Regions from separate parts of the Homo sapiens genome. Here all the other regions are linked to region 4. Evidence: chromatin loops called from intact Hi-C (ENCODE). Cell type or tissue: Caco-2. All regions are shown on one strand. Each heading gives the region's core, and the rest is flanking DNA. Links, peaks and the distances in the headings are about the cores only. Region 1 overlaps BORCS5 (BLOC-1 related complex subunit 5). Region 2 holds the start of LOC124902877 (a long non-coding RNA gene). Region 3 overlaps DUSP16 (dual specificity phosphatase 16). Region 4 has its middle 9.6 kb from the start of GPR19.

The links. Hi-C counts contacts between places; a loop is a spot of excess contacts. Peaks named below come from ENCODE experiments on the same cell type or tissue, not always from the same donor. Only the 100,000 strongest peaks of a DNase experiment are listed, where the experiment ranks them.
Region 1: a loop joins it to region 4, with 4 times the contacts of the local background. A loop is called at or near these places in 3 of 110 quality-filtered maps.
Region 2: it touches region 4 in a loop (9-fold over the local background); 10 of 110 quality-filtered maps call a loop at or near these places.
Region 3: it touches region 4 in a loop (4-fold over the local background); 8 of 110 quality-filtered maps call a loop at or near these places.

The regions. Positions count from the first base shown.
Region 1 is chr12:12,399,977-12,407,798 of GRCh38, reverse strand. All of the region lies in intron 2 of BORCS5 (BLOC-1 related complex subunit 5), which reads right to left. Among named protein-coding and RNA genes, the nearest start is that of BORCS5, 47 kb to the right of the region's middle. RefSeq lists a silencer at 1-103. In Caco-2, for the core only: no CTCF peak of the experiment used is centred there; DNase peaks (open chromatin) are centred at 3,278, 3,752 and 4,078.
Region 2 is chr12:11,550,576-11,558,397 of GRCh38, reverse strand. LINC01252 (long intergenic non-protein coding RNA 1252) reads right to left here. Exons shown (of 8, transcript NR_033890.1): 3 at 5,705-5,818; 4 at 4,716-4,832; 5 at 4,328-4,549; 6 at 1,182-3,143. LOC124902877 (a long non-coding RNA gene) reads left to right here and starts at 2,195. Exons shown (of 3, transcript XR_007063210.1): 1 at 2,195-2,282; 2 at 2,426-2,615. In Caco-2, for the core only: CTCF peaks have their summits at 4,079 and 4,281 (motif pointing left); a DNase peak (open chromatin) is centred at 4,227.
Region 3 is chr12:12,485,044-12,492,865 of GRCh38, reverse strand. DUSP16 (dual specificity phosphatase 16) reads left to right here. Exons shown (of 7, transcript NM_030640.3): 5 at 5,679-5,838. Among named protein-coding and RNA genes, the nearest start is that of DUSP16, 74 kb to the left of the region's middle. In Caco-2, for the core only: no CTCF peak of the experiment used is centred there; a DNase peak (open chromatin) is centred at 3,645.
Region 4 is chr12:12,701,871-12,709,692 of GRCh38, reverse strand. It overlaps a transcript of GPR19 not described here. Among named protein-coding and RNA genes, the nearest start is that of GPR19, 9.6 kb to the right of the region's middle. In Caco-2, for the core only: a CTCF peak has its summit at 4,911; DNase peaks (open chromatin) are centred at 4,922 and 5,426.

The sequences.
Region 1 (7,822 bases), core at 1,806-6,805, 300 kb after region 4:
GGTAGAGGGAGGTCGCAGTGAGCCAAGATCGTGCCACTGCACTCTAGCCTGGGTGACAGCGTGAGGCCCTGTCTCAAAAAAAAAAAAAAACAAAAAGAATAGTAAAATTCATGGCGAAAATAAGTAGAATAATAATGTTTGTCAGGGCTGAGGGTAGAGATTGGGAAATTACTATTTAATAGACTTCAATTTGGGATAACGGAGAAGTTCCGGAGATGGAAGGTCATGATACTGCACAACAATGTGAATATACTTAATGCCACTGAATTGTACACTCAAAAAGGATTAAAATGATAAATTGTATGTTATACATATTTTACAATTACAAAGTCAGGTATGTTGATTTTAATTTTTGCTAAGCAAAAATATTCCACAATACCCCTCTAATAAGAAGGCCAAAAAAAAAAATGTGACCAACAGGGAACAAAATGAAAACTATAAAAGGATAAACAAAGGAAAGAATAAATTCCATTTCCTTCCCTGAAAATGGAGAGAATTGAACCAGGTTTTCTTCCAAATGTAAACTCTGAAAATTTTATGTTTGTAAGGGAAGGGGGATGAAGGATTCTTCTATAATGACATACCATGTTTCTTTTAACACAGGATCAGGACTACTTCAAAATTATTTGCAAAAAGGAATATATTCAAAGTGAGAAGGCCCTCACTCTTACTGTGAAAATAAACATTACAAACATTCACAATTCAGATGAGAAAATCTTTCAACAGCTCTCACTGAGTGAAGGCAGAAAGCCCACTTTGTCCCACTTGCCTGGAAGAATGAATGCCATCCTGGAAGAACAGGCCACTTGGGTGCCCCCCACACTTCAGCAGCTGGTGCTCACCAGACCTAGGTGCTCTCCACTTGTTGAAACATCAATAACCCAAAAACCTTAGCTTTCCAGACAAAGCAGGATGGATGGCTGCAGCACTCAGGGATTCTTTCCTTCCCAAAAGAGCTTGCTTTAAGGAGCTGAAAGTGTTCTTTTTATTTAAAAAAAAAAAGGTGTTTAACACATGCTCACAGTAGTTTGAAGTATACACAGGTTAGAAATGTAGGCTTTGCAAGGCGCACCAAGACTGATTATAAAAGAGGGGAGGTTATTTTTATATGGTTAACAGCAATCACATTAGGGACCTGACACGTTTTTTTTTTGTTTGTTTGTTTTTTGGTTTTTTGAGATTTTCAGCAAGATAAACCATAGGTCCACTTTAAATGAAAATAAATAAAATATCAGAAAAGGATGCAAGAAAAAAATCTGAAATACTAATGCCAGGACTTTTCTTGCTCAAAGGGGTAACCCTTCTTGCACGTGTTAACTCATCATGGGTTCCTTAGCTCCAATGGGTAATGGGAAACAGGATTGTTTACACTGGAGAAGACGCCCTGATCAGATGGAAAGTTCTCATTTAGTAGTAGCCTAAAAAGTTGAGGCAATACTTATAGCAGATAATTGCTAAGAACAAGATCAATTTCAGAAAAAACTAACTTTTCCACACACGAAGTCTACTAATAAGGAAAATAATCTCAACTTCTACTCAGTTTATATCCAATTAAAAGAAAATATAAACGAAGTATTTCTTTCACAGAGAGTTAAGACACAATGAGTTGGCAATAAAGCAAATTGCCACCCACTCCAGACTGTAAATAGGGGGCAAATGTTGCAAAATAGGGCCTTCCATGAAGTACATTCCTTGGTGACAGCAGTTTCTGTAAAACAGTTTCCAAGGGAGCAGTAGAAGCAATCCCTGTGGCAAAGTCCGGTCACCAATGCCAGCCAGCATTGTTTGCCGTGCAAGGCACGGCAGGTACTTGGCAGTGGCTCAGTTCTGTGGCATGATCTTGGCCATTTTACTTGGCTAGGTAGCCCAAAACACGATTCTAGAGCTCTTCTGCTGATTCTGTGAGCTATCCACATTCCTTTTAATAATTTCTTTATCTGCTTAAATCAGCCAGAAAAATCTGACCAATGTACTTAACTTCAGTTTCTGTATTAGTAAAAGAGGAATAGCACTATATACCTTGAATGTAGCTCAGAGTATTAATTGATAATACATGTTAAAAATCCTTTGGAAAACAATAAACAACATTATTATAATTTACTAAAATTTAACTACATGCCAGGCACTATATAAAACACTGTATTTCAAGAATAAGAAAAATAATGCCTAATATTAATGATGGCACTCTCTCAGCCAAGCACTGTGCTAAGCATGTTCTGTATTTTGTCTTAATTGTCAGGATGACATTAAAAGGCAGGTAATCCCCTATACTAAGTAAGTAAAGTAAAAATAATCATCATAATAAAAAAATCACAGTGATGGAAATAAGTGCTAGAACTAACAGAAAGAATAATGTTATCAATTAATGATTTTTGGTGACAGAAATATTACTGCACCTTGAGGGAGATAATACAGTAGCCAAACCATGAAAGCTCTAGAGTCACCAATTCTTAAAATTCTAGTGTCAATGATTTGGCAACTTACTTGAGGAGTTCATTTAAAATATCATTTTCCTCTTAATTCAGGCTTAAGACAGTTTTTGCTTGGTTGAGATGTGGTTATACTTTAGAATCAAGATGTTTTCAGTAGCAACACAGCTCATTTATGACTAAATCTTTACCTTTATGGGTTGTCTCTCTGGAACTCACTTCGTTGAAGGTTCACTTTCGGCATTTACCATAGAACCCTTCTTCTGTATTATTGTTGACATTCCTGCTCTCTCTTCCCAGTTACTCAGTAAGGTCCTTAAGGGAAAAAGTGTGTATGGTGCCTCGTAGACTTACACAAAGTAGTTCTCTGGCCGGGCGCGGTGGCTCATGCCTGTAATGCCAGCACTTTAGGAGGCCGAGGTGGGTGGATCACTTGAGGCCAGGAGTTTGAGACCAGCCTGGCCAACATGGTGAAAGCCCATCTGTAATAAAAATACAAAAAAATTAGCCAGGTGTGGTGGCGGGCACCTGTAATCCCAGCTACTTGGGAGGCTGAGGCAGGAGAATCACTTGAACCCAGGAGGCAGAGATTTCAGTGGGCTGAGATGATGCCACTGCATTCCAGCCTGGGCAACAGAGACTGTGTCACAAAAAAGAAAACAAAAAACCAAACCAAAACAAAAAAGTAGTTCTCCACAGACTGCTGTTGGACATGCTGAGGAGTGCTCCTATGTGGATGAGTTCTGAAACATACTATTGGTGCTTGCTATGGTTTGAATGGGTCCCTTCCAAAATGCAGGTGTTGCCAATGACAGTAATAGGAGGTGGGGCTTTTAAGAGGTGGTTAGGCCATGAGGGCTCCTCTCTGGGTAAATGGGATTAGCTGCCCTTACAAAAGGGCTCAGCAGGGGAGTTACTCCTGTTTTTTGCCCATTCTCCTTCTGCCAGTTGAGGGCAGAGTGTTCATCCACTCTAGAAGACGCAGCACTCAACAAACCTTAATCTTGAACTTCCCAGCCTCCAGAACAGTGAGAAATAAATTTCTGTTCTTTATAAATTACCCAGTCTCCAGTATTTTGTTATAAATGGACCAAGACAGTGCTCCCTTGGGCCTTGGCTAAAGATCTCTAATTTCCAAGAGGCTCAAGTGCCTAGTTCCTCCATTTCATTTCCCCCAAGCAAAGTTCTGAATTTAAATTTATTTCTCACCCGGAGCAAAAGACGCACATTCTGTTCACATCTCTCCAAATAAATGAGCTCATTTCTGTTTCTGAAGTAAATTTACGTCACCCATATTTGAAGATATGGGCTCTTCTTGTGCAAGTACTGAATGAGCCCTTATCTATAAATCACTTGCCTTCAGCCTTTTGAAGAGTCTACAAAGGCAGTTATACGGAACTACAAGATAAAAGTGATACCAAAGGTCAACAAAGCCAAGGATTAAACTTTGTTCCTTTCCTCTAGCAACTAGGAAAAAATACACAATATATCCTGCCATCAGTAAGTCAAAGCTTGATTGATCTAGGGTAATTAAATCATATAATCTAGCAAGTCCACTCCTTGGTTCTCTGACCAGGGCATCACATTCAGAGATAACATATCTGAATACTCATGTGACCATAAACACAAAGATTCCAATCCCAGGGCTGAGGGAGGGAATGGGTTTCCACGTTCCAAGTCCATCAAGCGTGTACATCACAGCCTTTGTTGAAGATACCTCAGTCATAAAAACTCAAACCTTTCTCCCTGTTTCTAAAGCACACAGCTGTGAAAACATGCTCCTTTATGGAACATGTTAGTTGATAATACTCGGGAAAAAAAAGTATGTAATTAATTGTTACCCTTTCCTCATCTCCTGCTTCAGTTTCCTCAGAAGCAGGAAGGTGCCCCCCACAGCGGACTAGGGAGATATGGGGCAATCACAGAAAGGAAATCCTTGGTGTGCCCAAGCCACGGGGAAGAGCAGCTGGGATTGCCACAGAAAAGCCAGCAGAAGCAACAGACCTCTAACAGTGAAACAGCCAAATAATCCAACATGAACATATTTTGAAGAGAAATATCTTTGATTTTATGATGCAATTAAGTCAGGGAGACAGATGTGCAAACTAGTTAAATATACAGGTTTTAGAATTAGATCTGAGTTTAAATCCTAGCTCTGCCCTTAATAGCTGTGTGACAGGAAAGGTCTTTCATCTCTCTGAGCCTCAGCACCCTCATCTGCCAAATGAGGAAAATACCTACCCTAATAGGTTGTACAAGGATTAAACGAGAAAATACATGTAACACTTTTGTGCAAAAAAAAAAAGGGAAATGTGGTTATTATTAACGAAAAAGTGGGACTGTGTATACTCAAGCCACTGCTTCTATTCAATTTCTAAGAAATAATAATGAGTAGTACCTAAACACTTTGGAAGTTTTCTGGGCACCAAGTATAAAACTATGTGGAAAGTTTTTCTATCCTACCAACGTTCACGTATACAACTTTCACTATGAAGACGTGATAAAGCTAAATTATACCTTAGAAGGAAACAAAGACTTTAAAACATGTTTGTTTTCATGTTAATTACAGTAGAAGCTAATAGAGAAATAAAGTTCAAATACTTCTGGAATTATTTTTAGGGAGACTTTTGTTTAAAAACAAGTTAAAGAACAATTGAAGGTGACAGGGAATCAAATTTGGACTTATGGGAAAAAGGGGAACTCAACTACTCAAAGATGTTCCATAACAGAGCAGATTTCCTTATATGACAACGAGCTGCTTCTGATCAGATGTTGAGCAAGTCAAGGTTAAAAGTCTACTTCAATGAGATATTCCACAAAAGACCCTCAATTCAGGAACTCTGCAGGAAGCAGAATATTGGATAAAACTCTTGAACACTACAACACACAACCAACTCTCTGGTGTCCACAGTAGGGCAGAATTTCCCTCTAATAATCATCCCTAATTAGAGAAGGGTCTCCAAATTCAGGTAAGAGACAAATTTGCCACTCAATTCAAATATGACAGAAGCTGAATTCACGAATCTCATGATCCTTAAGCATGTTGTTTTGCTCTCTCAACTCTTTTTTCTCCCTTGATGCCCTGCTTTTATCAGCTATCCAATCTAATTCCATGAATAGTTACTGGCTTCTAGAAATCTATCCCAAAGAAACAAACTCAGATGAAATTTATGCACCAAGATTTTGTACTCCAGTATCATTTTAATACCCAAAATGTCCTCCAATGGGAGAATGATTAAACTATATTTATATTTACAAAAAGAAATGTTATCCAGCTGTTTACACTTTTTTTTTTTTTTTTTTTGAGACGGAGTCTCGCTCTGTAGCCCAGGCTGAAGTGCAGTGGCGCCATCTTGGCTCACTGCAAGCTCCGCCTCCCGGGTTCACGCCATTCTCCTGCCTCAGCCTCCTGAGTAGCTGGGACTACAGGCGCCCACCACCAAGCCCAGCTAATTTTTTTGTATTTTTTTTTTTTAGTAGAGACAGGGTTTCACCATGTTAACCAGGATGGTCTCGATCTTCTGACCTCGTGATCCGCCCGCCTTGGCCTCCCAAAGTGCTGGGATTACAGGCGTGAACCACCGCTCCTGGCCTTAGATGATGTTTTCAAACAATATCCAATGACATGGGAAATGCCACAATAGAATTTTAAGTAAAATTGTGATATAAAATGACAAATTTTAATTATAAAGTAAATGTATACTTTACATAGGTCTACACTAGAAGGAAAAATATAGCAAGTTATTAACAATGGCTATGTCTAGGTAGAATTTTTAATTTTCTTTTTTGTCATTTTGTTTTCCAAGTTCCTTAAAATAATCATATATTCATTTCGTGATCAGAAAAAAAATTATTAAAAAAATAAATATGGCAAAAAAGCTATGTTATAGTTATCTTGGATTTGTAACTCAGAAATCAAAACAATTCTTTTAAAAGGAAGAAGCATGGTATAAGAAAATTAAGTTTGCATCTGACCCTATGTTTGAGATGGTTGCTAAGCACGATGTTGTCTTTAAATTAATCAATAAGCAAGGAACAGCTGGGACAATATCCGGTTTTACTGAGGATGTGGAACAACAGGAACTCTAATATATAGCTAGTAAGGCGATAAAAGAGCATAACTACTTTGAAGAGTAAATTGACTGTATCTAGTAAAGCTGAAAATACATGTGCCCTACTAGACAGCAATTTGTTCCTAGTTACATACCCTAGAGAAAACTCTCATACATGTGCAAAAGGAGACATGTACAAAGATGTCCACTGCAAAACTGTTTAATAGTAAAACAACTGGAAACAACTCAAATATTCACTAATAAGTCAATGGATACACTGTGAAATATTCATTTGATGGAATACTACGCAGCAGTGAAAATAAGTGAGACATATATCAACATGGATAAATCTCAAAATTATAAGGAAAAGAAAAAAGAAAGTTACACAAGTAGCTGAAGGATACATATAGAACACAACTTATATAAAGTCAAAACAAGTGAAAGAATATTCTACACCGCTTAGATATACAAAAACATGTAGGAAAAAGACAAGCCACGAAGAAAACACATGGGCATGATGAATGCCAAAATCAGATCAATAATTCCCTGTGGAGTGGGAGGAGGAGGGAATATCAGGGAAGGATATAAAGGATGGGGAGGGGGCGTTGTTTATTTGAAACGTGTATTTTTCTTCCTGCAGGGAAAGAGATCTGAAGCAAACATGGCAAAATATTAAAATATGACAAATTTGATGAATACACAGGTGTTTGCTATTTTTTTTTTTTTTTCTGTATGCTGACATACTGCAAATGAAAAAGAAATTCTAGGTAGCAGCTGATAATCTCTATGGAGGACAAGGCATCCTATCCACAGCAGTTTCTTAAACCCTGCTGGGTCTAAGGCCCCTCTGCAAAGCTGATGGAATCTATGGCTCCACTTCCCATGGGGTTTATTATGCTACCACCACTCCACCCTTGGTCACCTCAGGAGACATTCAGGAAAACCCATGCCCACTCTTTTGTCATGTGGTTGACCGAGGTAATTTCAACTCTTGCTAAGAGTTACCAAGGCCAGACAATTAGACAGGGAGAGAGCGTGAAACATTGGCTGCTCAGAGAAATAGCCTGTGATAAAAACAAGATTTTCACTGAATCAAGGCTGCCAGGGTAACAACTAGTGAAAAAGCTAAAAATCCAGTGGTACACATGCAACTGAATGTTTTCAAACCAACTTAAAAGGTAGGGGAAGCATTACGGAAAACATTCTTCAACTTAATTCAGCCTTGGTGCGAAGCCAAGGTTCTAAGTAGTGACTGACAACAAAGATTAGTGGGATTTGTTCATACTTCTCAAAATTTTCCTCTATTTGCACATCTTATTTAATAACATTTAATTTGGTTAA
Region 2 (7,822 bases), core at 1,323-6,322, 1.2 Mb after region 4:
AAAAATAGCAAGATCCCATGTTTACAAAAAGTAAAAAAATTAGCTGGGCATGTGTGCACATACCTGTAGTCCCAGTTACTCAGGAGGTTGAGGTAAAAGTATTGCTTGAGCCCAGGAGTTTGAGACTGCAGTGAGCTATGATCGCACCACTGCATTCCGACCTGGGTGGCAGAGAAAGATTCTGTCTCCAAAAGGCAGAGGTGGGGAGGGGGTGGGGGGTAGGAACAATTCTGTATGATACTGAGTTGTGGATAAATGGCTCTGCATTTGTCAAAATCCATAGAACTGTACATCACAAAGAGGGAACGCTAATGTATACAATCAAAAAAATATCAACCAGGATGGTGGGGACTGCAGACTTTCATGAATGAATGTAACTGTACACATAACATCCCTGAAGGGGTTGGGAAAAGGTGCAAACCAAAATAATCTTGCAGGTGCTGCTTTGACTTATAATTGTAAGGCTAAAGGCCAAAGGAACTGGACATAAGCACTGTGTTCCAACTGGCAAGTCTCTTTCTCATCGGGTTGGGGTGGGGCGGTATTACCTATGCTGAAACAGCTTTACATGCACCGTTAAGTAATAATGGGCAAATAAGGAAATAAAAGTGGATAGTGGGGGTCAGGTTTTTCACTGTTGGAGAGAGAAGTTATAGATAAGCAAAGGCAGAAGGCTAGAAGGAACCCTGTGATACTGGATTAGAGTCAGAAATATGAGTATGAACTCATATTTAACCATATATATAAATCATAATAGATATGTGTATATATATGGGTTAATATATGTAGCTCCTATCTGTGCCCTCTGAGAGGGCTTAGTACAGGGTTACAGCTAGTATAGGGTTGCCAGATCAAACATAGGATACATAAGTAAATTTGAATTTCAGATAATAAATACACACACACACACACACACACACACACCACACAGAGAGACACACACACACAGACACTTAAGCCTATAAAGGAGTAAAATATATTTGCAAGGGTATACAAGAAAATTGTAACTGGGTGGCCAGGGCAATGAGATGGAAGGAAGACTGACTTTTCACTATATACCCTTGGACCATAAGTTTCTTATTCACAAAATAAACAACTTTACAAAAATTAAGCAAGTAAAACCTTGTAGCTAACTCAACAAATAAAAGTATTTTCTATGAATTAGAATAAAAAAGGGCTACCTGGTTAACTTTTAAAAATTTCACTGCTTTGTAGTGAAATCACTTATTCGTTATGTAATTCATAGAAGCTCCAGACAGAGGCCGTCTTTTTCCTCCATAAGCAGGTCTTCTCTGCCTTTCTGCAGACCAGGTGGGGGTCACAGGCAAGTGTGACATTTTCTTCCTGGACCCCTTCTTCCATGGTGTTGGGGGAAGGACACCCGCACATCTTGGGGAGGAGACAGGAGAAAGACGCGCTTCCCGGAATCTTGGCTGCTTCTCACTTTAATCAAAGTCTCCTGCTGCTGACACACGGAAATTCTTTAATTAAACTCAGCCTGGCTCCTGTGCTAACCCTCTCCAGGCCGGTGCCAAGGCAACATACTCTAAATGATGAAGAGGAACCTTTTAAAAACTTTTTAATAGAGGGGATAATTAGCCTGTGCAATTCATTGTTACAGAATCTCCCAGAGACAAGGTAACTTATTACAGTCTTTCTTTCTTTCCTTTCTTTCTTTTTCTCTTTCTTTCTTTCTTTCTTTTCTTCTTCTTCTTTTTTTTTTTTTTTTGAAAGCTTTCAGTTTTATTCTGGATAGGAATTGTCTCCCTGTGCCAGACAGGGCGAAGCTTCCCAGGTCTCTTGAGGCATATGGTAATTGTCAGAAAGGATTGCTGAGGTCAAGAAGAAATTTCTTCCCACTATTGAATAAGGGCAAAAGGTAGACGAGAAACACTGTGGGAAGAGAGAGGGAACAGTCTGTCTTCTGCAGCATCGGACTGCACTGATTGTGCTGAGCCAGAGAGAGTATAACAAAAAGAAAGTAAATAGTGCAATGAGACTGCTCTTTGGTTCAGCCTTTGCCAGAATACAAGGACCTGCCCAGGCTCTGTCACAGGCTGTGCTAACAAACCCAGCCTTGGTTTTGCTCACAGAACTGAAAGAGGCTGGGACATCATTAGGGAAACGGAGTCGAACAGCCCTGCTCTCTCTGCTTCCTGCAGATCAGCAGACATGGAGCAGGGACAAAGCTTTCTTCCCACCTGGAAGGAATCTGCGCTTTCCTCATGAGTCTTCTGTTCAAAGGACAGTACCCCCAGTTTGATGTGAAAGTGATAGGGCGAGTGAGTAGAGTTCATAATTGTTTACTGCTACCTGGTTTCCTGAACTGTAGAAGTCATGACGAAAGATGTCAACTTTATGAAGCCTTAGGGGACATTTTAGATATCCTTTTCCAATTCACGTGTCTTCTCTTTGCTCCCTTAAGTAAACGAAGAGCTTCTTAACCAAGCCCTCAGAACTAGCTGCCTTGATAAGGATCAGCTGGAGCCAGTCACAGCCTACGCTAGTTTGTGGGCAAGAAGAAAAGCACTTAAAGCAAACTCCCACCCTATGTGGCTCAGTGGATTCACTATCTGCACTACCTCTTTTCAAGAAAACAGGTTTTTGGCACTGTGGTGAGTTTCAGCCTAAGTTCCTAGGCAAGCTTACTTTCCCTGGTTTGAGTTGGGGAGGATGGCGTTACTCTTTAGTAATTTTGTTGCCCTTTCTTGTGTTGCTATTTGTCAGTGCCTGTATATGATTTTTCCTTCATTTGCTAGGGATTAGGGAAGTTAGGTAGGGTTACACTGTTGATAGCAAGTGATCATGCTTCTGTGCAGTCTCCTACCAGATTTTTTGCTGAATGAAAAAGCAATAATAATCGTGATGAGGAGGAAGACAAGGAAAACAACTCTAAAAAAGATGGAGAAAATTGTCGCATAGTTTCATGATAGCTCACCAGTAAGGGGTGCTACCTTCTGTGCTAAGGCTTAGGTAATCATACCCTTTACCACTGTGTGTTGGCAAGAACTGTACTTGAAATCAGGAGACCTGGGAAGGCTGAGGAGGGAGGGTTGCTTGAGCTCAGGAGTTCGAGGCTGCAGTAAGCTATGATCACGCTACTGCACTCTAGCCGTTGACAGGCGACAAAGCGAGATCTGTCTCTAAAAAATAAAATAAAGTAAAATAAATCAAGAGCTCCAGATTTTGAATTCTGTCTTTGCCATCTGTATTATTAGTACCAGTTACTTAACATCTCTAAGATTGTTCCATCATCTATAACATAACATTAAAAATGACTATTGACAAAGATGTTTGAGAAATAAAGGAATTAAAATTGCTGCAAAACACCATTTTCTCAGTGTTTGTTGGATCTGGATAATGTTGTGATATATGAATTGCATCAGAGTGTTGTCATCATTCATCATCATCATCATCATCCATCATTTCTAAAGTATCTAGATTTGTTCTAGAAAATGTAGCATGCTTCCCAAAGACAGAGTTTCTGACAACTAAGGGTTGGCAGTGGAAGGGAATATCCCACAGAGGTGCTGAAGTCAGTTTGCAAAGAGTTTCGAAATATTCAGCAGGAAACTTAACTGGTAAAAGAAAAGGATTATTCAGGGAGCACCCAGCATGCCACTCATTCTATGTGTGACTTGTATACACTTATTGAAGAATCAGTTATACTGCAGGGTTTGATGTGTTCAATAAATGTTAACATAATTTGTTAACATATAAAAATGGCACAAAGCGATCGTTTTTCTACCTACTTACCGCTTGAGAGGTTTTTTCCTTCTCATCCATTTTGACCAATTTCATAGAAATTTTATTTTCAAATTCTAAAAAGCTATTTCTCTCCATATCCTTGAATGCCTCTGACAGAAGCGACTGGAATCCCCTTTCTCTCAGAACAACGTTCATTAAACATATTTGGTTAAAAATACGTGGAACTCTAATAAGTTTTACTTTAGATAACACAGAAAATCACACAGGGTCTGCATACTTCATGCTAAAGAGCCTTGGGGTTTAGTGAAGAGGAGAACAGAAAATGTCTCTGACTTTGGCTTTGGTCTGATTTCCTCTGATCACTAATTTCCTAGCCCACATGTCTAGGCTAGGACACCATTGTCTGAGAGAGACAACTTCTCTTGTTGTTGTTCCTACAGACTATCCTTGTTGCACGAAGCACAGGATAATCTGTCACCCTGGCTTTTTGGCTTCCTGCTTCAGCACCACCTCTCCTTGAAATGCTCATGTATGGATATGGGTTCACGGGTTCCATCTAGCGGCCACTACTCAAATAATTTGAAAGTCAAGAACATTTCATAGATGACATTGACCTCACCTTTGCTTTGACGTACGGGGAAATTTAGATCTCAAGAGGTGAAATGAAGCATCGTAGGCACATGGCTAGTTAGTGGTAGAACTGGGGCCATCACCAGCCTCCTGACTCCAGCCCAGTTTCTCAGCCACAACAAGGTTTTTTTTTTTTTTTTTCCACAACCTTGATATTCTTCCTCCTACAAAATACTTAACTCTCCAGAGACTTAAACATCTTGATTCAACTCTGATACAAAAATAAGCAGAAAACATAACAACTGAAATGATAACTATAGCAATAAAAATATTATAGATTTCCATCGTATGTACTGTAACAATAAGATTCAAATGAATGAAAGATATAGCAGATTTCAGTATGGGGGAGTTAATGGAGGAAGATGGAACTCCATTACCTTCTTGAATGTGAAAGAGTAGATAAATTGGAGGAAGCTCCTAGGGGAGGGCATTTCAGGAACATGGAAAAGCATGAAAAAAATGTCTTCATGTGATGAAGAGGTTGGTTGTATTCCCTAGGCAAATATTAGGAATTAAAAAACAATTATTTCATGTTATTTAACCTATTAATAGATTTTTAAAGTGTACAACATAGTAAATTTCGACCTATTTTACACCAAAGAGGCAACTGACACAATCAAGATAATGAACATGGCTGGGCAAGGTGGCTCACGCCTGTAATCCCAGTGCTTTGGGAGTCATAAGTGGGAGGATTTCCTTGAGACCAGGAGTTCAAGACCAGCCCCAGGCAACATAGTGAGACCTCATCTCCACCAAAAGAAAAAAAACAGCCAGGCATGGTGGGCTGAGCCTGTAGTCCCAGTTGCTTGGCAGGAAGATCCCGTGGGCCCTGGAGTTTGAGGATGCAGTGAGCTATGAGCTGGGTGACAGAGCATGACCCTGTCTCTAAAAAAGCAAAAAAAAAAAAAGGATATTCATATCCTCCCCACCAAGTTTCCTTGTTGTGCCCCCTTCGTAATCCTGACTCCTCTCTCCTCTGGCCCATCCCACTCAGACAACCAGTGACCTGCTTTCCGTCACTTTGGATGAGTTTGCATTTTCTAGGATACTTGTACATTTTTTTCATTTTGAAACAATTTCAAACTTATGGAAAAGTTGCAGGTGTAGTAGCACAAGAGCTTCCGTACACCTTTCATCCGGATTCCCCAGTTGTTAACATTTTACCATGTTTGTCTTCTTATTCTATCTACACATTTATACGTATTATTGCTCTTAAATTTTTCTGAACCAGGTGAGAACAGTTGCAAATATGATGCCCCATGAGCCTTTACTACTTTGGCATGTATTTCCTTAAAATGAGGACATTTCTATAACCAGAGTGCATCCATCAAGATCGGGACATTACATGGGGTGCGGTGGCACATGCCTGTAATTCCAGGTACTTGAGAGGCTGAGACAGGAGAATCGCTTGAACCCAGGAGGTGGAGGTTGCAGTGAGCCGGGATTGTACCACTGCACTCCAGTCTGGATGACAGGGACTCTGTTTCAAAAAAAAAAAAAAAAAAAAAAAAAAAGAGAAAGGAAAAAGAAATGAAAAAGATCAGGAATTTAACATTGATGTAATAAAGCCACAATCCGTAGACTCCATTCAGATTTCACCAATTTTACAATAACGTTCTTTATAATTCCAGAATCCAACCCAGGATCATGTGTTGTGTTTAGTCATTATATCTCTGTTAGTCTCCCTTAATCAGGAACATTTTCTCATTCTTTCCTTGTTTTTCATAACCTGGGTGTTTTTAAAGAGAACAGGCTAATTACTTCGTAGAATGTCCCTCAGTTTGGGTTTGTCTGATGTTACCTTATTGTCAGATTTGGGTGGTGCGTTTTTGGCAGGACGTTCACAGAAATGATGCTGTGTTTTCTCAGTTTGTTAGAGTAACTTAATATAGATTTATCCTGTTTATAGACAACATTATATGTTAGCACTCGATTAAGATGATATTGGCTAGGTTTCTATGCTATAGAGCTAACTAGTAAGTAATTTGTATTTCTAAACTACTAATAAGCACTAAATATTTTGGGGGAGATACTTTGAGATTGTATCCATTTCCTCATCAAATTTTCACCTACTAGCTTTTCCATCCAATGATGATTCTATCTAAATTAGTTATAACTATAATGGTTGCAAAATAATAATTTTCTGGCTGGGTGTGGTGGCTCATGCCTATTATCCCAGCACTTTGGGAGGCTGAGGTGGATTGTTTGAGCCCAGGAGTTGAGACCAGCCTGGGCAACATGATGAAACCTCATTTCTACAAAAAATACAAAAATAGCCGTGTGGTGGCACACGCCTGAAGTCCCAGCTACTTGGGAGGCTGAGGTGGGAGAATTGCTTGAGCCCAGCAGGTTGAGGCTGCAGTGAACTGTGACTGCACCACTGCACTCCAACCTGGGTGACAGAGCAAGACCCTGTCTCAAAATAATAACAATTTTCTAATTCCATAATTATATTTACATTGATTAGTTGGCATTTACTATAAGTTAGAGCTCTCTCTTCTCTCTCATATTTATTCATTCATGTATTATATAAGTATGGATTCATGAGATTTGATTTTTCAATGAATTATAATCAGTTACTATCATTTTTTATTTTGATCCACAAAATGACCTAGATGTGGACAACTGGAGCCCCATGAAGTTGGCTCCTGTGTTTATTTATTTATTTATTTATTTTGAGAGGAAGTCTCACTCTATTGCCCAGGCTGGAGCACAATGGTGTGATCTCGGCTCACTGCAAGCTCCACCTCCTGGGTTCACGCTATTGTCCTGTCTCAGCCTCCCGAGTAGCTGGGACTACAGGCGCCCGCCACCACACCTGGCTAATTTTTTTGTATTGTCAGTAGAGATGGGACTTCACCGTGTTACCCAGGATGGTCTGGATCTCCTGACCTTGTGATCCACCCGCCTTGGCCTCCCAAAGTGCTGGGATTACAGGCGTGAGCCACTCCTGTGTCCTTTAGACATGTCCTCATAATTATCTGAGGGCTTCCTTACTTTCAGTACAATAGAGTTCCAGGGTCATCTTGTTCTTTCCCTGCCCCAGCCCTGGTTCCTTTTAGTGGAAAAAGGTATTTAGAAACTGAGATCTAAATGCTAGGATGCTCATTGCAACTGGGGTGTCATTGCTCCTGGACTAGGAAATATAACACATTCATACATTTCTACTTCTCAATTTACCTGTCTATCCCTACCTATCTATCATCTGTCACATTCCTATCTTTAAAATCCATAACTTCGGACTAATGCCTTCAATTCCAATCCAGTATCACATTTTCCCCTTTGCATATTTGTAACTCCTTTCTTCAACAGTGAGAAATTGCATTCCCAGTCTCCTTGATACGTTGACTCATTCACTTGATCCTCCTGCATGTAAGCAATCTCCCAGCTGGGCCAGCCTTGTCCCCTTAGCCCCAGTGCCACCCATCACACCATTTGAGTGTTCCAACTCCAAAAGAAGGGAAGGCGAAATAGGAAATTATTT
Region 3 (7,822 bases), core at 1,264-6,263, 220 kb after region 4:
AGGAAGGAGCAGTCGAGTGTGCCAAGTAGTACTTTAGGTCAAGAAAGATGAAGACTGAGAATTGGTCATTGGATTTAGCAACATGACTATCGCTGGTGATCATTGAGCAGTTTTGGTAGAGTGTTGGGGGTGAAAGCCTGAATGGAGTGGGTTCAGGAGATAACAGGAGGAGTGGAGCTGGAGATATCAAGTAGAAGGGGTTCTTTCAAGGAATTTCAAAGATATGGGGTAATGGCTGGAGGGAGACGCGAAGCTGAGAGGAGATATTTTTAAGGTGGGAGAAATAATGGTTTGTTTGATTGCAGGTAGGAAGAATGATCCTGTACAGTGGAAAATTGATGTAGGAGAAAGGAGAATCACAAAGCTATGTTCTTGAGCAAGAGGGGATGGATTTATTTAGCAAGCGGAGGGATTGGCCTTACGAGTATGGACAGTTCGCCCAAAACAGCAGGTGGGAAGGCATTATATCTGGGCGCATTTGCTGAGAGATGGGTAAATGTGGTGATGGAAGTCTATCAAAATTTGCCTCTGACTGTTTCAGTTTTTCCATTGTAGTAGGAAGCAAGGTCATTCTTCAGCTGTGAGTGAAGATGAGTGGGGACATATAGGGAGTTTGAAGAAAAAGGGAAACAGAATGGCATATGGGAAAGAGAAAAAGTGAATGGACTGGGGAAATACAGAGATTGCTGAGGAGTATGAATTGAAAGTTAGATCAGGTAGCATTGTGGAGTGTTTTTCTCTGGCCATGTTCAGTGGCATGGGCAGTGCTGACTAGGTGGAGAATTAGACTTAACTAGGGTTGTAATCTTGCCAAGTGAGTACGAACAATTGATGAGGGCAGAGGAAGTTGGGGTAAAAGGAAAGGAGTGATTGTAATAACTGATTATAGAATTTACATTGGGCAAGGAAGGCAGACAGACATCATGGGGATGAAGGACAGAGAAAATTAGTAGATCATCAGACTGTAGGTCCTCCTGCAGGGGTTTACAGATTCTGGGTGTAGTGTAGTATAAGAGATCTTGAGTGAGCTGGAAAGTGGAAGGGTGCATGAAATCAAGATTATGGAGGGTTTGTGGTAATTGGTAATGACAGAGACCAGGCTAGATCTCATGAGAGTGAGAGGCCAAGATGAGGAGTTCAAAGAACTGTGAGGCCAAGGTGTTGGAAGGATCTTTGAAGGCCAGTGAAGAAGGATTATCTAATCAGTAGAAAGTGTGTATTTGCAGACTTAGCACAAAGTTGAGCTAAATATTTAACAGCATATGGTGACTGCTCTCTAGAAGCTTAAAGATTATGATGTTTAATTATAGGGCAGAGTAAATATTCAGTTGTGTATGTTTTATACAGCATGCTGAAACTAAACTGAATGAATTATATAAATATCTTTTTATAATTTAGTAAGAAGTCATTGATACGTATCTATAAATAAAAGCAATCCTTATTCCACAAAAGAATCAGACTCATTCTTCATAATTATAGTTCCATCTCAGTTTCACCATTACAAACAATAAGATGAGTCAGGTATGGTGGCACACGCCTGTAATCCCAGCTACTCGGGAGGCTGAGACGGGAGGATCACTCGAATCCAGGAGTTTGAGGTTAGCCTGGACAACATGGTGGGACCCTGTGTCTTAAAAACACCAACAAAAATTAAGATCCCCTCCCAGCCATTTGTATTGAAGTTTGTAAAAAAAAAAAAAAATTAAAAAAATCAAGAGAGCAAACTAACAACAGTTACATGAAACTTTAGAAACTTTCTTAACTGACTCCAGAGATTTCACGACATCTTTTCCCCACATCTTTGGAAGGTGAATGCCTGCTGCATGAGTGGGCTCTTTGCTGTAGCACGTCTGCCTCCACCATTTGAATAGTATACTTACCAAGAATCAGTTGTGTTTGTTCTCGAACTTTAGGCCACTGGACTTGTTATTATAATTATGTATGTTAATTAAAATAGGACATACACCAATGAAATGTGAAGGAAGAGGGATGCTTTTCTGTGACCTAAGTCAGGTGTTTTGGAAAGATTCAGGAAAGACAGATTGCCATATATATGTTTGTCAAATTAGGTGGGAATAAGGGAGCTGTAAAGTATTTGGGGGACAGTTTTAATCTAGAAGGCTTTGGCACTGATAGTGTTTTACAAGTTCCTGCTCTTCTTTAAAAAATGAAAAGTAGAAGTGGTAGATGCACTTAGGTGTGATTTGCTTACGAACTCCAGTCAGCTAACCTAGAAAACAAGAAGCTGTGGTCCTGCATCAGAAATCAGTGTATTCATGCATGTTTATTTGTTTTAAGTTAAAATGATGTTTCGAGTATGTATATATCATTTTTAATGATTTCCCCCTTAACTGACTTTTTCCACTGACTACCAATCCAGATAAGAAGGCACTTATTTATGATATTTAATTTAGTAGCCAAATTATATTAAGTATTTAAGGGTTTTTTTTTGTTTTTGGTTTGTTTGTTTTTACAAATTGTACTTGTTTTATTTATCAAGTCCCATCTTACTATTCCAAAAAAATTTTCAGGTAGCATCTGGATAGTAGATTTAATCAATAGACCTTTTAAGCTAAAAATTTTATAAATAAAGCCATTGAAATTATTTAATTTTTTCTCAGTCCATTTTGCGTTTAAAATATTTTACTAGCTGCATACAGTAGCTCATGCCTATAATCCAAGCACTTTGGGAGGCCAAGGTAGGAGGATCGCTTGAGGCCATAAGTTTGAGAGCAGCCTGGACAATACAGCGAGACCCTGTCTCTACAAAAAAAATGTTTAAAAATTTGAGGGGAGCAGTGGCACATGCCTGTAGTTCCAGCTACTCAGGAGTCTGAGGCAGGTGGATCACTTGACCCCAGGAGGTCAATAATTGAACCCACATCAAAGGGTGGTTGTGAGAATTAAATGAGACAGTCCATTTAAATGCTTAATACAGTACCTGGCACATTGTAGGCATTCATTAAATGTTAGATATGATTTTCTTAATCAGTACCGTGTGTCATTGTCTAATTAAAAGGTCTCTAACAAAGGTGCTCAATAAATATTTTTTGACTTAATATAGGTTGTCATTTCTTTAAAATGTAGGCTATTAAGTTTACTTGTCAGAAGTGTACATCGTATTTTTTCTATGGAAAATCAATTTTGACAGTCCTTATTGACTTGCAACATGTTTTCTCTTAGAATTTCCTGTTGTCTTTTGATTGTGTACAGTGTGTAACACTATTAGAGTCACCTCATTTCTCAGAAACTTCTGTAATTTCTTCATTATTGAATTGAGTGGATAGGGATATTACTAATTCCTTTACTTTTAATTTAACATATCTGTAGTACCATTGGTGGAAAGGAGAAAAATGTAGTACCGTTGGTGGAAAGGACTATTGGTGAGAAAGTCCTCAAAGGCTGATTTAACTCCAGTGACCCACTTCTGTTCTTACATGAGTGATCCTGAATCAGTTTCTGCACCCTGTTGTTGATCAGATAGTACTAGATAAACTCACCTTGGGTTCACACATAGAAAAACAAATGTAACCTTTGCTACATGTACAAAAGTTTAAAGGTTGTAGTAAATACCATTAAGATCTACGTAGCCTGATTGTTAACCTAACAGAAGCATGAGACCATCAGAAGACTTGGGCTCTGGCATAGCTGAAGGGTGTTGGCCAATCTAAGAAATCCACCTAGTTCCAAAAGCTGTTTATTGACATTGTCATCTCAGAGATAAGAGATGGTTGCATACACAATCTGGATTTATGCTGTCCACTTTTTTGTTTGTGTGTTTGTTTGAGATGGAGTTTTGCTCTTGTTGCCCAGGCTGGAGTGCAATGGCGCGATCTCAGCTCACCACAACCTCTGCCTCCTGAGTTCAAGCGATTCTTCTGCCTCAACTTTCCCGAGTAGCTGGGATTACAGACATGTGCCACCACACCTGGATAATTTTGTAGTTTTAGTAGAGTTGGGGTTTCTCCATGTTGGTCAGGCTGGTTTCAAACTCCCGACCTCAGGTGATCCTCCTGCCTCGGCCATCCCAAAGTGCTGGGATTACAGGCATGAGTCACTGCGCCCGGCTGCTGTTCACCTTTTATGTAAAATAAAGTATATTTATTGTGCCAAATGTAGTAAATGAAGAGATTAGGGAACTGGCATGTTTCAGAAGGGTAATATAGGAAGAAAATTGCCCATTTTCTTTCAGGTAGTTGGAAAAGATTTGTAGAAAAGGTAGTATTCCAAGAGAAGGAAGAAATGACCAAGATTGCTTAGACTAAGATAATTATTCCAGGCTTGGAACGTCTCCTGAGAGGCAGCAGGGGGATGACTAAATGAAGCGGGTTTGTGTGGGCTTGCCTGCTAAATGGTGGATGGATGTCAGTTGAACAGATTGTTTTGAGTGCAATTCTATAGCTGGGCTGAAGGTGCAAAAACAAGACGCGGTCCAAGATCTTACTCATTACTTCATTACATAACAGGGGAGATGAGAATTATCTGTTAATGGTAACACACTATGGTAGGTGCTTAATTAATGGTGTGAACAAAGTACTTTGGAAGGACAGAGAACTGAATGGTTAATTATGCATGAGTGGGAAAGAGTTCACAGATGAGGTTAAAGTAGGAAAAGTGGGAAGAGTGTCTTCTGGAAGAAGGACAGGGCCTTCTAAGCACAGGAATCGTGTGAACAGAGGGTGGGTATACATTTGACGTTGGGGGTGCTATATGGGACAGGAGCAGGAAATGAGACTCAAGGAAATGAAAAGAATGTGGATAAAGCACCCAGCTTGGGGTTAATCATAACAAAGATTCCTCTAGTTGTTCAGAACATGGTTTGGAGAGAAAACCACTGCAAACTTCAAGAGCTCCTGGTGGCTTTTTTGGTTATCTTGGCTACTGAGCAGTGAATGGGTATAGAGAGGAGAGAGGATCAATGGAAGAGGTTATTCCAAAAGGATTTGGCAGCCATTTGGATGAGGGTCATGGGGAAGAGAAAGGAGCCCCATTTTATTCTCGAGCTTAGTTGGCTGGGTCGATGTTATTACCCTAAACCAATTTGGGGATTACAGAGAGGAGGCAGGAGTTGGGGGCAGAAAAGGGAAAAAGAGAATATGTTTAGTTTCTGACATTTTGAATGTGAAGGGCCTGTGGAACATCCTGATAGTCAGTAGGTAGTTGGAGATACGGGTTGGAAATTTAAGAGGACACACACACACACGCCATCAGCATGTAGAACTGGTAATTAAGACTACAGAAGTAAGTGCAGCCTTCAAAGAGAGTATTTAGAGTGAGAAGAATGACTAGAATTGTATCTTAGAGAACCAGCGTGTTCCGTGTGGGAAGAAAATGTTGTGTGTCCATATATTCTAAAATCATATAAACTGTTGTTTTCTTTTGTATTCTTTGTTCCACTTCTCTCTCTAGTAATGAAGATAATAGAGACTTGACTATATGAATGATGTGTGGGCTTCAAGCATACTATTTTAAATAGCGTTTGTTGTCCTTAAATTTTTTTTTTTCTTTAAACTTGTCTCTAGATGTCATTTTGCTAGGTTTTTGGACTTCACTGATCTGAATGAATTATATTTCAAGGAAACTGGGCATTTTTATCATCACATTAAACTTCACTCTTTCAGAATGATCATGTTTACTATATTATTAGTCACTTTAACTGCTACTCTTTCTCTCCATAGGAGCTGATGCAGCAGAATGGGATTGGTTATGTGTTAAATGCCAGCAATACCTGTCCAAAGCCTGACTTTATCCCCGAGTCTCATTTCCTGCGTGTGCCTGTGAATGACAGCTTTTGTGAGAAAATTTTGCCGTGGTTGGACAAATCAGTAGATTTCATTGGTAAGTAGCTCAAATAATATTGCAGGTCCTGTGGGTGATCGTCTCATGTGTAGGTGAACCCCCTCAGCCCCCCATTTTTTCTTTAGAGAAAAGGAGCCTATTTCAGAGATTTCAAAAGTCTGAAAACAGCACGTGGTGCAGCTTACTCATCTGGTGGTCAAGGTGACGTGTGTGTCACACTGTCCCTAAGGACTGGCCTTGTGACATTCTAGCTAACATTTAACACCACCAAGGTTAAGCTTCACAGGATCTGTAATTATGTATTTGCAGGTGTTTGAAAATCAGTTAAGCTTTTAGGGTTAAATTCTTCCCCCAACTTTTTCAAATCCTATACAAGCCTTTGGGAAACTTTGGTAATATTCCCTGTTGCCTTGTTGCTGTGTTTTTTACAGAGAAAAGTCAAATCTTTTGAAAACAAATCCCATTACATTTAAGTCTTTATGTCAGTGTTTCTGAGCCGGGGTCCACATGCCAATAATTTCAGGTAGTGTTTGATCTAACAGAATTTTCACACACACACACACACACACACACACACACACACACTCTCATTTGGTTATTTTCCTGGCAATGGTCTTGACGGGATCTCATCTGTGCCATACTTTGTTGTGCTTCCTGGGCTTGTTCAATTCTGGAGCTTCTCTGGCCCCTGGGTACTTACTGCTGAGGCATTTTGGTGCCACAGGATCAGATCTGCTGGGTGGTAACTTGGTGATGTGTATTTGGAATGTGGCTTTAGTGGACAGTGGCTGAGCAGAGGAGAAACACTGCTAGCTCCTGAGCAACATACCACAGTGACTCTTGATGTTCCATGTAAGGAATTTTTTTTCCCCCAGTTACATAAGTTGGAGCACCCTAATCCATAATTACTCTGAATTGGTTACCATTACCATAATTAAAAATAAAAGAACTAGTTCTTTCAAAAAAGTGGAATTGGCCAGGCGCGGTGGGTCACGCCTGTAATCCCAGCACTTTGGGAGGCCTAGGCGGGTGGATCATGAGGTCAGGAGATTGAGACCATCCTGGCTAACACAGTGAAAACCCATCTCTACTAAAAATACAAAAAATTAGCTGGGCGAGGTGACAGGAACCTGTAGTCCCAGCTGCTCGGGAGGCTGAGGCAGGAGAATGGCATGAACCCGGGAGGCAGAGCTTGCAGTGAGCCAAGATTGCACCATTGCACTCCAGCCTAGGCAGCAGAGTGAGACTCTGTCTCCAAAAAAAAAAAAAAAAAAAAAAAAGTGGAATTGGCCAGGCACAGGGGCTTATGCCTTAATCCCAGCACTTTAACAAGCCGAGGCAAGCAATCACTTGAACCCAGGAGTTCGAGACCAGCTTGGGCAACATAGCAAAACCTTGTCTCTACCAGTGCACCTGTGGTCCCGCCTACTCGGGAGGCTGAGGTGGGAGGATTGCTTGAGCCAGGAGGCGGAGGTTGCAGTGAGCTGAGATTGTGCCACTGAACTCCAGCCTGGGCAGTAGAGCCAGACCCTGTCTCAAAAACAAAAAGTGGAATTATGTATATTAAGCCCCATATTATAATTTTCACCTGTGAGGGGAATATTCTATTTAATGCTTTTGGAACTTTAAGTAATTCCAAAACACTTGCCTTTTTTTCAAGATTTCCAGGTTGCTGAGGGTTTCATCTTCAATTAGGATTCATTCTGTGAAACATCTGAAGATAAATGACTTAGTTCATATTAAAGTAATCACAAACAAATGGCCAGGTAGCTCACGCCTGTAATCCCAGCACTTTGGGAGGCCGAGGCTGGCAGATCACCTGAGGTCAGGAGTTCGAGACCAGCCTGGCCAACATATAGTGAAACCCCACCTCTACTAAAAATACAAAAATTAGCTGGGCGTAGTGGCACATGCCTGTAGTCCCAGCTACTTGGGAAGCTGAGGCAGGAGAATTGCTTGAATCCAGGAGGCGGAGGTTGCAGTGAGCCAAGATCGCGCCACTGCACTCCAGCCTGGGTAACAG
Region 4 (7,822 bases), core at 1,855-6,854:
TTGAGGTGGGAGGACTGCTTGATCCTAGAGTTCAAGACCAGCCTGGGCAACAAAGTAAGATCCGTCTCTACAAAAAATTTAAAAAGTTAACCAGGTGTGGTGGCATGTGCCTGTGATCCCAGCTACACGACAGGTGGAGGTGGAGGATCCCTTGAGCCCAGGAGATCGAAGCTGCAGTGAGCCCTGTTCATGCCACTGCACTCCAGCTTGGGCAACAGAGTGAGACCCTGTCTCAAAAACAAAAGGACACTATCTTCAGCCCATGTGTGATGAAGATGCAGATAATGTCTGTCTGCAGAGTGTCAGAAGAAAGAAAAAAATGTGCAAAGGGGGCAGAGAAGAGAGACCACATAGTTTTAGGAAGACAGACAGCCCCGAGCAACCAAAGACTCTTCAGTTTCCGGATCCTGAAGCTCATGAGGTACTACTCCCTATATTTACGTTCTATTAGCTCATGAGGTGCTACTCCCTACATTTACGTTCTATTAGTTCATGAGGTACTACTCCCTACATTTACGTTCTATAGCACTGTGTTTATAAAGTAATTTCCCCCCCTTTGCTCCAAGCTAGCTTGTTATGAGTTTCTGTTGGTTGAACCCAAGTCATCCCTAATTAACGTAATACTTTAATTTTTTTTTTTTTTTTTAGACGGAGTCTTGCTCTGTCACCCAGTCTGGAGTGCAGTGGCGTGATCTTGGCTCACTGCAACTTCTCCCTCTCCTGGGTTCAAGCAGTTCTCTGCCTCAGTCTCCCAAGTAGCTGGGATTACAGGTGTGTGCCACCACGCCCAGCTAATTTTTGTATTCTTAGTAGAGATGGGGTTTCACCATCTTGGCCAGGCTGGTCTTGAACTCCTAACCTCGTGATCCACCAGCCTTGGCTTCCCAAAGTGCTGGGATTACAGGCGTGAGCCACCGTGCCCAGCCACTTTAAATACTTTAAAGCAGGTTCCCTGGTGTCATCACATTTGATCCTCATAAGACCACAATTGTGAGGCAAATGCTATTATCCACTCTTGCAGATGAAGCTCTGAAATAGAGAACTGAGTGTTCCAAAGCCACAAAAGAGAGCAGAGAAGGCACTAGGACTAGTGTACTTATTAGTCCTACTTAAGCTGAGTCCAGAATCCATTGTAGAAGATGCAGTGACTGGATAGGTTTGCAATTATATCACTAAGGCTTCATTGGTTTAATTTACTTAGAATGCACTATTCACAAAACAAAGGCTCTGGGGAAAATGGGATTCAAATGCCTGGAAAAATGGCATCTTTGAAAAAATTAGATTCAAGAAGGGTTTAAAACTAATCTAGTGGGGTCAGAATTTAAAGAAAAAAAATGCATCAGGCATTTTACTTAGATGAAAATTTTCATTTCCAAGTAAAATGTAATGAACTAATGCAAGTTTACCAGCATTGCCAGGACCATAAGGATAGGAAATAGGCCGAGGTGGGAGGATGGTTTGAGCCCAGAAGTTTGAGACCAGCCTGGGCAAATAGCGAGACCCCATCTCTACAAAAAATTTAAAAATTAGCTGGGCATGGTGGCACATGCTTGGAGTCTCAGCTACTCAGGAGGCTGAGGTGGGAGTATCGCTTGAGCCAGGGAGGTTGAGGCTGTAGTGAGCTGTGATCACGCCACTGCACTCCAGCCTGGGCGACAGAGCTAGGCCGTATCTCAAAAAAAAAAAAAAAAAAAAAAAAAAAAGAATAGGAAATAAATAGCAAAATTTGGATTCATGATCACACACATAATTTAATTTCCATGGTTAAAACATAAGTGGACAACTTCTACTACTAAAATACAGAATTTGGGCTCGGCGCAGTGACTCATGCCTGTAATGCCAGCACTTCGAGAGGCCAAGGTGGGAAGATCGCTTGAGGCCAGGAGTTTGACCCCGCAGTGAGCTATGATGGCACCACTGCACTCCAGCCTGGGCGACAGAGCGAGACCCTGTCCCTAAAAAAATAAATAAATAAAATATGGAATTTGGAACAATAAACATATTTATTACCAATCCACCACATTCAACTACATTCTATTTTTTACATTGAGAAGACATAAAGGAGAACATTTTCCCTGATTCTGATCTTAGTCTTCAGTTTATACAAACTTCCATGTAAAACAAAACTGGAACCTACCCACTTGCTGTTCTTGACCAACTCTCTGAATAATTATCCACATTAATATTTGTTCATTTCTTCATTCATTAAATTTTTAATGAACCCTCACCAGATGCCAGACTCTCTGAGGACACAGCAGAGAACAAAGATAGCCAAAGTCCCTGCTGTCATGAAACAGAACTTACACTCAAGTGTGGAAGACAGACAATGGACAAATAAATAAGCATAATATGTCATGTTGCTGTAAGTGCTAACACGACAAATCAACTAATTAAGAGTACGGAGGGTAATGAAGGCAGATGCTGTATGAACAAGGAAGGACTTTTCAATAAAGTGATATTTGAGTAGAATCCTGAATGGAATGAGAGCATGGACCATGTAATTTTGTGTTGCAGGCACAGGAAATAGCAAATCCAGAGGCTCTGAGGTAGGAATGTGTCTGGGATAGTTGAGGGACAATAAGGGAACTAGTAAGCTGGAAACATGGTGAGTGGGGGCTGGGGAGTAGGAGATGAAGTCAGAGAAGAAGGAAGTAGAGACCCCAATCATGTAAACTTTATAAGCCATGGTAAAGGCTGGATTTTATGCCAATTGAAGTGCATCATCCTTGAGCATAGAGTTTTTTTACCTGACTTCGGGTAACTTTTGTCACTTTGCTGAGTAAGAAGTATTTCAAAGAGGCAAGAGAGAAGTAGGGAGACCATGTATTATAGTAGACTATACACTAATCCAGATAAGAGGTCATGGGCCTCAGACCAGGGTGGTAGCAGTGTACATGAAAAGAAGGGTAGAGAGTTGATAGTGTGTTTTTTGAAGATACAGCCAATGGGATTTGCTGAAGATTTGGAAATGGTCTGTGTGTGTGAGAAAGAGTTCATGATGACTCCAAGCAACTGAAGAAAGGTATGACCAGTTGCTGAGATAGGGTTGATTGAGAGATGAACAGATTTTGTTTGGGTCATGTTAAGTTTGAGATGTCCATAGACATCCAAATGGAGATGTCGAGTAAGCAGATGGATATGTGAGTTTGGAATTCAGGGCAGAAGGGTCTGTGCTGGAGATACACATTTGGAAATGTTTGGCATTCAGATGATATTAAAGCTATGAGACTAGATAAGAACACCAAGGGAGTGGGTTTAGATGTAGAAAAGAGCTAGGCAGTTAGCCTTAGGGTACTACAACTTTTAGAAATCAAGATGAGAAGTATCTAGATAAAGGAGATAGGGAAAAAGCCCTTAGTAGAGTGGAGGAGAGCCAAGAGAGAGGTGACCCAGGGATCAAGTAAAGAGAGTGTTCCAAGGAGGAAAGCATGATCAAATGATTCCAATGCCACTGATAGGTCAAGTAAGATAAACACTGAAAACTGACCATTGCATTTGGCCATCAAGTTCACTGATGACTTGATAAGAGGAGTCTTGGTAAAGATGTGAAAGCCTGACTGGTGTGAGTTAAAAAGAGAAAGTCATGTTATGCATGCTGTGTACCCACATGAATAAATTATGCACACACACTCCTAGTCTAAGCAGAGGGTAGATGGGTTCTGATCAGGAAACCAGTCTGGCAACAGGCCAGGCTGTGGCCAGGGGTGAGGGCTGGCTGACGGGGAAGCAAGCATATTAAAATGGTGCCATATATTGACTGCCTTTCTCTACTCTTTCATTGCCTGGTTTTACACTGTTTCCTTCAATATCTTTTCTTAACTGTCATAAAAAAATTATCATACTGGCCAGGCTTGGTGGCTCATGTTTCTAATCCCAGCAATTTGGGAGGTGGAGGCTGAAGAATCACTTGAGCCCAGGAGTTCAAGACCAGCCTGGGCAACATAGTGAAACCCTGTGTCTACAAAAAACACAAAAATCAGCTGGGTGTGTGGTGGTGTATGCCTGTAGTCCCAGCTACTGGGGAGGCTGAGGTGAGAGGATCTCTTGAACCCAGGAGTTCAAGGCTGCAGTGAGCTGTAAACATGCCACTGCACTTTTCAGCCTGGGCAACAGAGCGAGATCCTGTCTCAAAAAAAAAAAAATTGCCATGCTGACAAATGACCTTATCTTTAAAAGTAACCATTTTTGCAGGATATGCTAAGAGAATTAGCAAATAATTAGCTTTGCTTGTGAGTCTCTCATTTCAACTGGCAAATGTTCTGCTTAGAAAATCACTGTAGAACAGCATCTTCTGTTCCCACCATAATAGACTATCTTATTAACCAGATAAACAGTGTATGGCTTTATTATAAATTCTCAGCAATTTTTTTTTTCTGAGATGGAGTTTCGCTCTTGTTGACCAGGCTGGAGTGCAATAGCACGATCTCAGCTCACTGTAACCTCCGCCTCCCAAGTTCAAGTGATTCTCCTGCCTCAACCTCCCGAGTAGCTGGGATTACAGGCATGGGCCAAGATCGCACCACTGCACTCCAGCCTGGGTTAGAGAGCAAGACTCCGTCTCAAAAAAAAAAAAAAAAGATGCATTTCTATTTATTCTTGACAAAAAGCCTTTCCCAATGCTGTAATGATGGTGTTTTTCTCCAAACCTCGATAATCTGCTCGGATCTTCTATATTGGTGTATCAATTATATCTCCAATGTCAAATGCAATTTGCAATTAGTTGCCTTTTTCCATAACTCAGGATAAGATTGTTTGACCTAGAATGTTTCCAAGTAGTTTTCCTTCCCTTCCTTTACTGAAGAAACAGAAACATCCAAAATAGTTAGGCGCTCTGTGGCCACAGGAGGACAGAAGAGGATTAGTAATGAGATAGACTACCCTCCCCCAATTCGGAACATTCATGAAGCAGGAATGTAATTGACCTGCTGTGCTGTTTAAACAGCACAGGAGGGCAGCACAAGGCCAGAACTGTCAGCCCTAATCCTGCAACTATTCCAAACCACAACTGTATTTATAATCTGCTTTTCTAAATGCATACACAAGAGTTTTAATCCCCACCAAATTTAATTGAACTCTAAATTTGCATAGATTCTACCTATTCAACATTTTTATATCATTTTCATACACTACTCACACAATAATCTGAATTTAACAATTATTTTATGATAGTATTTTTTGTTTTTATTTTTCTGAGACAGAGTCTCGCTCTGTTGCCCAGGCTGGAGTGCAGTGGCACGATCTCGGCTCACTGTAACCTCTGCCTCTTGGGTTCAAGCGATTCTACTGCCTCAGCCTCCTGAGTAGCTGGGATTACAGACCTGTACTACCACACCCAGCTAGCTTTTGTATTTTTAGTAGAGGCAGGGTTTCACAATGTTGGCCAGGCTGGCCTCAAACTCCTGACCACAAGTGATCCGCCCATCTCAGCCTCCCAAAGTGCTGGGATTACAGGTGTGAGCCACAGCGCCTGGCCTTATGATAGTGTTTTAACAGTTGTCTATACAGTCAAGTTAAGTATTACAACCCTTAACAAGTGAAGTAGAACAAAAGATCAAAGGTGACTTCTCTATAGTCACACACGATTGGTTGCAAAGTCAAGATAACAACCTAAACTTGATCCTTTTCCACTACACATAGCTCTTTCAGAAAGTGCTTCCCCCGCCACATACACACCAACACATACACTGTCTCTATGACTTACTCACTTTGACTTCAGATATAAATCTATTTAGTCTTTAATCTTTTTTGTATCCTCCAATGAAGCTAATCTAATGCTCTAAACAAAATAACCGCAAAGTAGGTAATTAGCACCCAGTAGATATGATTGGCAAGTACACCTGGTTCTAGTGAAGATCCCAGAGATGGCTCCCAGTGCACGGTATTAGGAATCCTAGACATGGCAGTCATGCAACTTATACAGTCTATAGCCCCTTCCAAGAGAAAAGTACTCCAACTCCAAGCCACTGGCTTGGGCTCCTAACTCAGCACTATGGTTTATGATGGGGCCTGGTACAGACTGCTCTACCCAAAAGAAAGAAAATGGTTATTAGCTAAGCCAAGAACTAGAACTAGGAAGTACAGTAAGAACTAGGAAGTACAGTAAGAAGAAAACAGACAGGTGCATTGAGAAGACATGTAGGGACCAGCAGAATCACTATGTGCTAGAGCGAGGGGCCATAGGCTTCTATGGCAAAGATGTCTAGAATTCACAGACCTTGGGAATCTTTGATTACCATTTACCTGCGAACCTTTCAAGGTCCCATAGTTTGGCTTTTCATGTCCTATGGCTAAGATTCCTGTTACACACACGAACACGCACTCACGCATACTCCATATACTACTTGTGGTAAAAAGTGAGACTGTGTCTCACAATCAATAGACCTTACCCAACCACCAATGCCACAGACATAGAGGCAAGTTGAAATTAGGTAATAGATCCTTTCCACGTCCAATATAAGGGTAATCTAACCTCAGCCAAGCTCATTTGGAACATGTGATACTTGACCCCAGGTGTACTTCATTCACTCAATATGTATCCTTTATTACCTACAATGTGTCAGGCATTGTGCTGAGTGCTAGAGTTACAGAGACAAACAAGCACCAGAAACAAATAAGACAAAGTCTCTATTTTTGTGGGGCTCCTAGCTCTGTGGGAAAAGCTGGAACATCATACAAAAAAAGGAAATAAATTATAGAAAATTTAAGGAAACTGTATACTGATTGCCTAAACGGTAGATTCTCTTTTGCACTTAAGTCATCCTAACAGCTCTTCTATCCAAGTTCAGTTTATCAGTCATGATGAGATTCATGTCAGTATACGGTACATCCAAGTGAAAAGACCAGAACAAAATTAAATCATCATTTTTTAACACCTTTATCACTGGGGTGTAGAATAGTGTAATTAGAGGGCCAGGATTAATAAGTTCATTATGACCATTATTTAACAGGAATGCTGCGTTCTCAGGACTTTAAATGTGACTATGATGTTTTAGATTTAAGTTGAACATCCCTTACTGGTTTGTTTTGAGTGATTCTCAAAGCAGAGAAATAATGAAAACTGGTTTAAAATAGAGAAAAAAAACGAGAAGGCACTGAGTAAAAGGAGAATGGAGATCCAGAAAACTAGGGTCTTTTAAAATGAGTCATCACCGTAAGGATCTAGATTTATCACAGGTCTATATTTACCATGGATTTAATCATAATTACTGAAACTAATTTTTTAAAAAACCCACCAGTACATACTCTAACATGTTTAGCCTGACTTTGTAACACTATTTTACAGAGTATTCTGTTGCACTTTTTTAAAGCACTAGAGATGTGAGTCAAATACCAACTTGTATTTAGAATTTTAGAAATATTCTATCTAATCTGTTATTCTATTCCTAATAGAATAAGATTCTATTAATATTTTAGAAATATTATATTATTTATTCTATTCTATTCTATTAGTATTCTATTATTTTAGGATACAGCACAATTAAATTCAACAAATATTTAGTTGTGCCTAATTTGTACAAACCATAAGGCTAGTCATCAGAGGAATTTTGAAAAGTGAATAAAATACAATCACTGTCTTCAGTGGGAGGAGCTTTATTCTACATATGCAAATTAAAAATATTATTCTACATATAAAAATCAGACAATAACATAAACATAAGGCCAAATATGTGTTCTATAAAAAGATGATGCAAGCAAAATGCTTATAGGAGAGATCAGGAAAAGATTTACTGAAGAGACAGCCTTTGTCCATTCTTTTTTTTTTTTTTTTTTTTTGAGACAGGGTCTCACTCTGTCACCAGGCTGGAGTGCAATGCCATGATTA